Linked DNA regions of Mus musculus: region 2 is linked to region 1. The links are chromatin loops, found by intact Hi-C in ENCODE. Cell type or tissue: left cerebral cortex. All regions are shown on one strand.

Region 1 (5,000 bases):
TATAGCCTTGAACTCAGAGATCCTCCTGCCTCTGCCTCCCAAGTGATGGGATTAAAAGTGTGTGCCACATCTCTCCCCACCCCCAGATATATTCATACTTAAAAAAAAAAAACAAGCCGGGCGTGGTGGCGCACACCTTTAATCCCAGCACTTTGGGAGGCAGAGGCAGGCGGATTTCTGAGTTCGAGGCTAGCCTGGTCTACAAAGTGAGCTCCAGGACAGCCAGGGCTATACAGAGAAACCCTGTCTCGAAAAAAACAAAACAAAACAAAACAAAAAAACAGTAAGACAGGAATCTGGGTAGGGCAATGTATGCCTGCAATCCACTAGAGAGATTAAGGCAAGAGGATCCTGGGTTTGAGGCCAGGCTGGGCTGGGCTGGGCTAGTATTGTGAGATCCTGTCTCATTCAGGATCCAAAAGAGCAGACAAAACAAAACACTGTGGTCAAGGCTAAAGCACAGAGGACAGAGTCTCATGGGGCCTGGCTCCTCTCAGGAGTTACTACCAGTTGATGGCTGCTGGGGGAGGGTAATCAAATCATTATCTTTAGTGATGCTGCACTCCCGCCCCTCCCCCACCTCGAGTCTCTTCCAAGTGTGGACCCTGGGGATCAAACTCAAGACTTCTCCCAGCCCTCATACCTGGTTCTTCACAGGAGTCACACAACCCTTTTCTCTCCAGTCCACAGACTTGGGGATCTTAAGCATCAGCGGTTCCTGAAAAAGCCTCCCCTTCTTGTGCTTCTGGTGGCGGTAGCCATTCACCACCTGCCTGAATTCCTCATTGGTCTTCCGGGAAGGGAGAAAAAAAAAAGTAGAAAAGGTGAGATAACTTTGTAGAAAGAAAATGGAGGAGAGGGCTCAAGAGTTCAAGAGTTCGCATCATGTCCCCACTCACCATGTCACCGAAGGCGTTCATCTCCATGGAAAAGCCGTGCTGCCCGTTGCTGTATTCCCCGTTGTGTAGCTGGATCATTCTCATGTTCTTCTCCCATATCGCTCTCCTCCACTCTTCCTCATTCTAGAGCAAGCACAGAACTGGCAGTTTTCATTTTTTGTTAATAGACAGGGGGAGCCAGATGTTGGCACAGGCTTTTAATTCCAGAGGCAGAGATGGTGCTGGAGAGATGGCTGTGTTTAAGACCATTTGTGGAAGACTCAGGTTTAATTCTCAGCACTCACATATGTTACTTTTTTTGAGACAGGGTTTCTTTTCTGTATAGCTCAGGCTGGCCTCAAACTCAGAAATCTGCCTGCCCCTGCCTCCCAAGTGTGCCACCACTGCCCGGCCATATGGTACTTTCTAACTAGTTCCAGAATGTACACAATACCCAGACATAAGTGTGGTATATATCACGAGTGACATATATCTCACTAACTAAATCTTAAATAAAAAAACCAATCCATCTGACCAAATGGATCTACTGGAACAGGAACAGCTACACACTCTGAAAGGCACCACTCCTCCCGAAAACACACAAAGGGATGTATGTGCTCTACTCTGCTCACAATGGATGTATGATTGGGCTATTCCTGCTAAGAGCTGGCCTCTAGAGACTACTCTCTGGCTATAAACTTCTGAGGGTTAGAGAGGGGGGTTGTGGGGGGAGAAAGAGGTGGGCAGTGGTGGCACATGACTTAAATCCTAGCACTGAGTTCACAGCCTGGTCCACAGAACAAGTTCCAGGACAGCCAGGGACACACAGAGAAGCACTGACTTGGAAAAACAAAAACAAAACCCAACCAACCAAACAAACACTTCCAAGGGCAAGGAAGACCATTCTCTCTAGACAATGTAAACACTACAAACCGTGCCATACAGTCTTCTGTGTGTGGACTTCCACTGGTGCCACTCTGCACTAAAGGTTTGATCAAATTTTGGAGTAGCTAAGGCTGTTCCCAAGCAGAGGACAGCCAAAAGGAGTAAAAGATTCATGGTTCAAACACCTAGGGAAGGAAAAAGAGGAAATGAGAATCCCACGGAAGCTTTCTCTTTTAAGGACAGTTTCTCATGTAGTTTAGGCTTTAAACTTTTTCAATGACCCATCTCTCAAGTTTAGGGATCCATGAGCCACCAGCCCAGCAGTAAACCGTTCTGAGTTGAAGCATCCTTGCACGTGTTAACAAATGTGATTATGAGTGGAGAAAAACAAGTCAGGAATTAATCTTTGGAGGTTCCTAGACTCTAGCTACTGAAACAAAAACAGCCTAGTAGTCATTGGAACAGGGGTAAACCCTTTTCTCTTGCTTTTTTTTTTTTAAGGATTTATTATTATACATAAGTACACTGTAGCTGACTTTAGACGCACAGAAGAGGGTGTCAGATCTCATTATGGGTGGTTGTGAGCCACCATGTGGTTGCTGAGATTTGCACTCAGGACCTTTGAAAGAGCGGTCAGTGCTCTTACCCGCTGAACCATCTCGACAGCCCCCCCCCCACTTTCTCTTATTATAGCGCCACGGTAGTCTTAAGTCTTCCGATATTGTATGCGTCAGAATCTTAAGAGGACAACTGGGTCCAGGTCATTTATTGACAAGTATTAGTGACCCCAAGTGGGCATACAGGAGTACCCAGAGGGTGGGTTGCCACCACACACTTTAACGCACAGCTGCACATCAGGCGAACTGAAGCCTCAAGGCGATGCCTCCTTATGCGATCTCAGTTCGGGTTAGGGGCCAAGCTGGGCCCGTCCGGGGGAGAGGGGGATGGGCGTCCGCTCCGCGCTCGCGGCCACCGCCCGCGAATGTTATGGCGGCACAAGGAGCCCTGGGTCCCGTGACCAGCTTGAGGGGGTCCCGCTGTCCCTACGGGTCCCGGCAGCCCGGAGTCACATGACCTGATGAAGACCCCGCTCGACAACAAGGGCCTATCACTTCGGGGAGGCCGAGGACACATCCTCGAGATCCTGGCCCATCCGGGGGTCTCCAGTCCGGGTTGCAGATGCTATGGTTCCCACATTCTAGATTCCCCTACCTGCCCTTGCTCGGGAAGCCTTTAAACCCGCGGGGGTCACTCACCTGAGGCGGCTAGCTGCGCACAAGAAGTCTGCAAACTCGGATCCCCGGAGGTCGCCGAGGTCCGAGAATCTGGAGGAACAGCGCCGGGCTCAGGCTTTAAAGCCTCTCAGGCTACAGCCCCGACAGGGCCCGCCCCCGCCCCGTCATTGGCTATGCCTGCCTCGGGGCGGAGCCTGCGGGAGTCCGGGCGCGTGACGCCGCCGGGTCGTAACCTGTCCTGTGGTGCAAGCCTTGGGGCGAGGCTGATCCACTTTGGAGGGTCCACGCCAGCGTGGTGCCTTGGTTCTGTAAGAAAAGCGTAGGAAAAAAAAGGCCTGCTGTGGAATTTCCACCTCAGCCATACCTTTCCTTTTGTATGAAAGTTGTAGATTAAAATGTGCAGGGTGGAGAGTTGCATAACCCGTGGTTTCTGTTTAACCCACAACAATGCTGATGTAAGTGGAAGAAGACAGAGCGGAGGACAGAGTCACCTCTCCAGGGTCTGGCTGGACGGGTGTCCATAGAATTTAGATCAGCACGTGGCTTCTAACGCCGCACTTCCTGCCTTACCTATACATGGATTGTTCCTTAGGAGCATTTCTCTCAAGTCTGGTAGAAATTCTTTTCGTGGCAGGCGGGGACGCGGCGGTGGGGGTGGGGTTGTAGGATGGTGGCTAGAAAAGAAAAGAAAAAAAGCGGTTGAGAACGATGGAGACTGTTTTCCTACTTTACATTATGAATTGTTTTTCTTACTTTCAATTTTTTTCTTTCTTTTTCCTTTTTTTTTTTTTTTTTGTCTTTTCGAGACGGGGTTTCTCTGTGTAGCCCTGGCTGTCCTGGAACTCACTCTGGAGACCAAGGCTGGCCTCGAACTCAGAACCGCCTGCCTCTGCCTCCCAAGTTTTGGGATTAAAGGCATGCGCCACTTCTGGAATTTGATAAATTCGCTGGAAAAGATATAAGTATGTGTTTGAGATAGGGGTTATAGGGTTTAATAATGTAGACCAGGCAATCACAGGCATCCTGGTTTTGCCTCTCAAGAGCCGGGATTAAAGCTATCTCCGAGCTATCCGCTTTAGTTTCCTCTTCCTCACTCAAGAAGAGTAATATTTAATAGAAGGCTGTAGTTGTGTAGCTTGAAGAAATTACTTGGATAGAGAAAAAATATATATACAGGTATAGGTAAGATTGAAAGAAAATAATTCGGTAAAGTGTAATTTTTTTTTAGCCATATAAGATTTTTTTTATTGGCTATTCTGTTTAGAAGCTTTATAATATTTGAGTTTGGTTAATTTCAGTATGTGATTTTTAAAAATTTGTATTGTCTTTTTTTTTGTTTTGTTTTTGTTGTTGTTTTTGTTTTTGAGACAGGGTTTCTCTGTGTAGCCCTGGCTGTCCTGGAACTCACTCTGTAGACCAGGCTGGCCTCGAACTCAGAAACCCGCCTGTCTCTGCCTTCCAAGTGCTGGGATTAAAGGCGTGCGCCACTACTGCCTGACTTGTAATGTCTTTTATAATAGTATTTAAAATATTTTCTGAGACAGGGTTTTCAGTGTAGCCTTGGCTGTCCTGGAATTTGCTCTATAGATGAGGCTGTCCTCAAAACTCACAGAGATCCGCCAGCCTCTGCCTCCCAAGTACTGGGATTAAAGGAGTGCGCCACTACCTCCTGGCCCTAAAAGAAGTATTTTTTTAAAAGTGATTTAAAAGATCACGTTCAGGGCTTGGTGAGATTGCTTAGTGTTAAAGAGTTGCCTGAACCCAAGCCTAAGTTCAATCTCAGAGATCTATATGGTGAAAGAAGAGAGCCAAAAGTTGTTCTCTGACTTTTGTATGTGCTGTTGGCACATGTACACCTCCCCGAAAATGAGGCTTTTGTTGTTGTGGTTGTTTTTTGAGACAGGATTTTTGATTTCCTGGCTGTCCTGGAACTCCCTTTGTAGACTGGGCTGTCCTGGAACTCAAATAAATCTGTTTCTGCCTCCCTAGTGCTGAGATTAAA
Region 2 (5,000 bases), 210 kb before region 1:
TAATTAATAATGCCACTGTCTCATGCCTATAGGTTGTTATTTACATATGAAGTACAGGTGCATATGTTTTCACTTTTGACTCCCTTTCTCCATGATTCTATTGAATTTTGAAATCTAAATTCAGCCTCCAACATGTCTACATGAAGCAGAAGGCCATATGGAAGCTATGAAGTTTAATTTGGGGGTGGGTGGAATTGTACTGCTTTTTTTTTCCTAGTCCTCACACCACTTTATATCCCACCAATGATCTATGCTGGTCCCGTCCCAGACTCTTCACATCCTTACTAATATATGCTTTATATATATCCTTCAAAAAAAAAATGACCGTCATCCCAGGGATCCTCTAACCAAGCTGTATAGGGAGACTAGCAATATTGGCGAGTTCTAGGTTTGAGTGAGACGCTCTATTTCAATAAATAAGTTGTAAGAGGAATTGAGTTTAAGTCCTGACATCAAACTTCAACCTCCACAGGCATTTGCCCACAGGTGCACACACATCCATACACATGTGCTGAAACATTTAGCCACACACACTAAACATATGAAAATGGGGAAAAATACAATGGAGAAGTAGGAAAGGTATCCTTAAAAGTGTGTCAGACCGTCACACACAGTTTTCATTTCCATTTTCCTTACAGCGTATGCCATTGAACACCTTTTCCTGTGTTTTTATCCATTTATAAACATATAGAATACTGATACTGAAACCCCCTAGTTTTAGTTGTTTTTTTAAATTTAATTTCATGTATTCTAAATACTAACCCCAGTATAAAAGATTTTCAAATATTTTCTTCCACTCTACAGGTTGTCTTTAGATTTCTTCAACAGTTTCCTTTGTTGACTGGATCCTAAATTTGATAAAGTGTAATTTTGCTTGTACCTTTGATGTCATATTTGCAAAATTATCTCCTTTCTACAGTTTTGGTCTCTGAAAATCAATCATCAGTAATAAAAACCAAGTCTCTTTGGAGAAATAGCTGATGCCAAGACCAGTCCAGGAAATGTGCAAGATCTGCCAGAAGTAAATAATTATTGTTACTTACACACACACACACACACACACACACACACACACTCACATGTATACAAAGCCTTCATTATGTATCAGAGCAACATAGGAGACAATGAAGAAGCTCTTGTGTCTACAGTGACATGAGCAACAGAATAATGTAGCACTGGATTGCATTCACAGTATAAAGTAAATGCCTTGAATGTACACTATGTAACAAATCACTGGATACATTAGTATGAAAGAAGAAACTCCTAACTTGCTTTCTGTTACAGCTGGAAATTTGTTTCTCAGCTGGTAGTGCTGTCTGGAGAGACTATGGGGTCTTTAGGGGAGGTCCTCAATGTAGGGTATGTTACCCCTGTCTGATTCCTGTTTTGCTCTCTGCTTCACAGTCCACCATGATGAGAACAGCTTTCACCTCAGCCGGGCTCCCAATATGAACTGGGAGCTTCACCATGTCTTCTTGCCAAGGTGGACTAAATTCCTCTGATACTGGGCACCAGATAAATCTTTGCCTCGTAAGTTGTTGATGACGGGATCCTAAGTTTGATAAAGTGCAATTTTGCTTGTGCCTTTGATGTCATATTTGCAAAATTATGGTATTGTGGGTGCAGCAATGCGAAGGTAACTAAAACTATCCCTATCCCTGACATCATCTAAGCTTTCTTCACACAATGGTCCAAGGTTCACCTGTTTTGTAGTGTGTGCTAACACTTGTTCTTTTTCTGCCCTCCCCCCACCCCATCCTAGCTTCTGTTGTAGCACATCTTATTCATCCATCACCCAGTTAATGGGCATTTGGACTGCTTCTTCCTCCCGGCTATTGTGAATAGCACCTCTGAGAATAATACGAGTTTTCATCTGAATACCTATTTCCAATTTTGGCTAGAAAAATACAGGCTCTAATCTTTAATTCAAAGAAAGAAGTGGCCACCTATCTTAAAATCTCTAGCCATCTGACAATTTACTGAGAACCCCTGAGGTCCCTGAATGGCAAGCCCAGGAAATTACAATTTGAGACAAAAATCACTTTTGATTTCTTTGCACAGAGAAGTTGGACAACAGTAAAACTCAGACCTTTTTTAACACCTGTATTTAATTATTCCTTTCACATGTTCTATGAAGTAAAACATATGTTCTATGAAGTAAAACTGCTTGTGATAGGGAGGGAACCAGCAGGCAGGGATGGCATCATGGAGAAGGGCAATGTGGAGACAGTTTTGAACAAAGTGTAATGACATAAACATGTATATATACACACACATATAAACACACAAACATACCATAAGAACCATTACTTTGAATGCTAACTTACAAAATTAATTTTCAGGAGAGTGATGGCTCAGAGAGCAAAGGCACTCGCCAGCAAGCATGACATCTAATTTGGAGTTTCATTCCCCAGAAGCCAGGCCTTAACTGAATGTCTCAAAAGAAAAACAACCGCTATCTAAACCTCACCCTGTCCGCTCCCGCACTCATCACAACATCACAGTGGGTCTGGGGTTGTTTCTTTGCACTTGAATGGGTTGTTTTGGTCTCTTGTTCCTGTCACACCTCTTGAAACGCAAGTCTCTCCAGGCTTCTTGAATGGGTCAGCACCCAGCTGAGGACGCTGCCTCTCCTCTAGGCACTTTCCCTCAGTTTACAGCTCTCCCCCAGACACGCAAGCCCTTAAAGGCTCTTGACTAGGTCATTTTGGTGAAGTGTGGCGGTGTGCAACCAGGCTCCCCACTGGCGCACACCGGCGAGAGAAGGCTTGCAGCCTCCCTGAGTTTCTGGTGGTAGCTCCGCCCAAGCCCCATACCACCACGCCCACAGGCTATAGAGTGGGAGGGGATAAAGTGGGGCGTGACGTCACAGACACCGGTCTCCCATTGGGTCTTCGTGCGCCCCGGGGCCGAAGGGCGTGTCCACCAGCGCTCATTGGCTGGGGCGCGCAGGCCGGGAGGAGCCGACCGCGGGGCCGAGAGTGCGGCGGCGGCGGCGGCGGCGGCGGCAGCAGCAGCAGCAGCATGGGTCCTCGCCCGCGGCTTCGCTGAACCTCACTGGCCTGGGCTGCCCGCGGCGCCCGCAGCGGCGGCGTCATGAAGGGGGCCCTGGGGAGCCCTGTAGCCGCCGCGGGCGCCGCGATGCAGGAGACGTTCGGCTGCGTCGTGGCCAACCGCTTCCATCAGCTGCTGGACGACGAGTCGGACCCGTTCGACATCCTGCGGGAGGCCGAGCACCGGCGCCAGCAGCAGCTGCAGCGCAAGCGTCGCGATGAGGCGGCGGCGGCGGCCAGCGGGGCCGGGCACCGTGGCGGCAGGAGCCCGGCTGTGGCCTCAGGACACAGGCCTGGCGCAGGCGGCCGCAGGGAGTCGCAGAAGGAGCGCAAGAGCCTCGCGGCGTCCGGCGCACAGCAGCCAGACAGCCCTGGGGGCCCGCAGCCGCCAGGTACGCCGTGGGCACCGAGGTCACCCCTGCAGCCGCTAGCTCCAGTCGCGGGGACCGATCCCGGACGCGTGGGCGGATCAGAGCTGGGAGTCCTTATGGGCGCAGGACCCGGGGTCATCCTTTCAGGGGCCACCCTTGAAGATAATAATCCTCTCGGGGTCACGTTTCCAGGGATCACTCTAGGGAGCCACTTTTGAGGGATCATGACCCTCCAGGGCCATCCTCCTGGGTGGTCATTTTCCCTGGTCACCCTATCTCAGTGGAAGGGTCAGGGTTTCACTCTCGGTGGGCTCATCCCAGATGGGGGACAGTGAGCAGAGCCGTGAATCTTGGTGGACAGAGGGCCTTTGGTCATTCTCCCTGGGTCCCAATCCACGAGGGGTTGGGAATCACCCTCTCTCCGGGGCTGGGGGTCGTCCCTATCCATCCGTTACGGGTGGGCCGAGCTGGAGGTTCTTGATGGGCAAAAAGGCATAGTATGACTCTTCCGGGGTCACCCTCCTGACATTCCTGGTTTCGTGGAGGAGCTGGGACTGACAGCCTGAGAGTTGCGCAGCTGGGATTCTCACATCTGCAGCTGGCTGCATCCTTCATCTTCCCTCCCGGCCTCTGCGGGACTCAGCTCTGTAGGCGATGCACTGCTGAAACCTTCAGGGATCCCAGATTCTGGGCCTCGAAATCCTGGGAGGCCTGGGTACCCTTACGTGTGGGAGCCCCCGGAAGGCAGACTTGAGCCCAGGGTGAGTTGGGGTGGGCTTGAGGTTCCGGCTCCTCTGCGCCTTAGCTCTTTTCTCCATCCTCATATGGTAGCCTCTAGGTGTTAGCTGACATCGATTGCAGGTGGAACAAATAGTGTATGTGGGACTTGTTATTTGTGATTGATTGAATACTGTTTTTTCTAGAAGCGGCTTTAGCCTTTGCAAGCGGAATGCTCAAAGTTACCCTTTCTGCTTAATCAGAAGGGGTCAGCCCTCCGCTGGGTGTACTGTCTGCGTGGGAGGCTGCTTCAGACTTCGTGGCTGTCACCTGAGCTGCGTCAAGGCTTTTGCAGCCAAGCTCTCACCAAATGAACGCCCGGTTTTCCCGTATTAAGTTTATATCCCTAAGATTGGCAAGAAGGGGTATTGAGATTAGAGGGTAGTTTGACCACGAGGTAGGCAGATGTTCATGTGGGCATTATTGCCTAGTTCTTACTTGAGAAAACTGTCCGTTCCACCTCTGGCTTCACATTTGAGGCTTTCGCTGGTACAGCTAGGTAATGTTTACCTTTATCTGTGAAGTTAATTTGAGACATTGGTTGAGATTCAGAAAATCATTAATGAAGATGGATACCTCAGTAAATTTAGGACTCCTTTTAAAATGGAAATGCACCATACAGTATATTTTGTATTGAGTTTCTCTTAAGTGTATTTAGGAAAATGGGAAGGGAAGGAATTGAGAAAGATCAAATAAAATTTTTTTACTATTTACTTTTTTTTTTTTAACCAAGTGAAGATATACTAGCCTTTGGAAGTGTACCAGTTACTACTGTTAGAGTGTTGTTGGTTTGTTTGAT

The links. Peaks named below come from ENCODE experiments on the same cell type or tissue, not always from the same donor. Only the 100,000 strongest peaks of a DNase experiment are listed, where the experiment ranks them.
Region 2: a loop joins it to region 1, with 2.3 times the contacts of the local background. A loop is called at or near these places in 1 of 42 quality-filtered maps.

The regions. Positions count from the first base shown.
Region 1 is chr13:64,367,217-64,372,216 of GRCm38, forward strand. It overlaps Ctsl (cathepsin L), which reads right to left and starts at 3,304. Exons shown (of 8, transcript NM_009984.4): 1 at 3,020-3,304; 2 at 1,812-1,948; 3 at 900-1,022; 4 at 644-790. The coding sequence starts at 1,937. In left cerebral cortex, no CTCF peak of the experiment used is centred here; DNase peaks (open chromatin) are centred at 2,062 and 3,204; H3K4me3 peaks cover 2,263 bases; H3K27ac peaks cover 1,272 bases.
Region 2 is chr13:64,158,890-64,163,889 of GRCm38, forward strand. Habp4 (hyaluronic acid binding protein 4) reads left to right here and starts at 2,977. Exons shown (of 8, transcript NM_019986.3): 1 at 2,977-3,445. The coding sequence starts at 3,097. In left cerebral cortex, no CTCF peak of the experiment used is centred here; DNase peaks (open chromatin) are centred at 2,875, 3,476, 4,076 and 4,421; H3K4me3 peaks cover 2,460 bases; H3K27ac peaks cover 1,533 bases.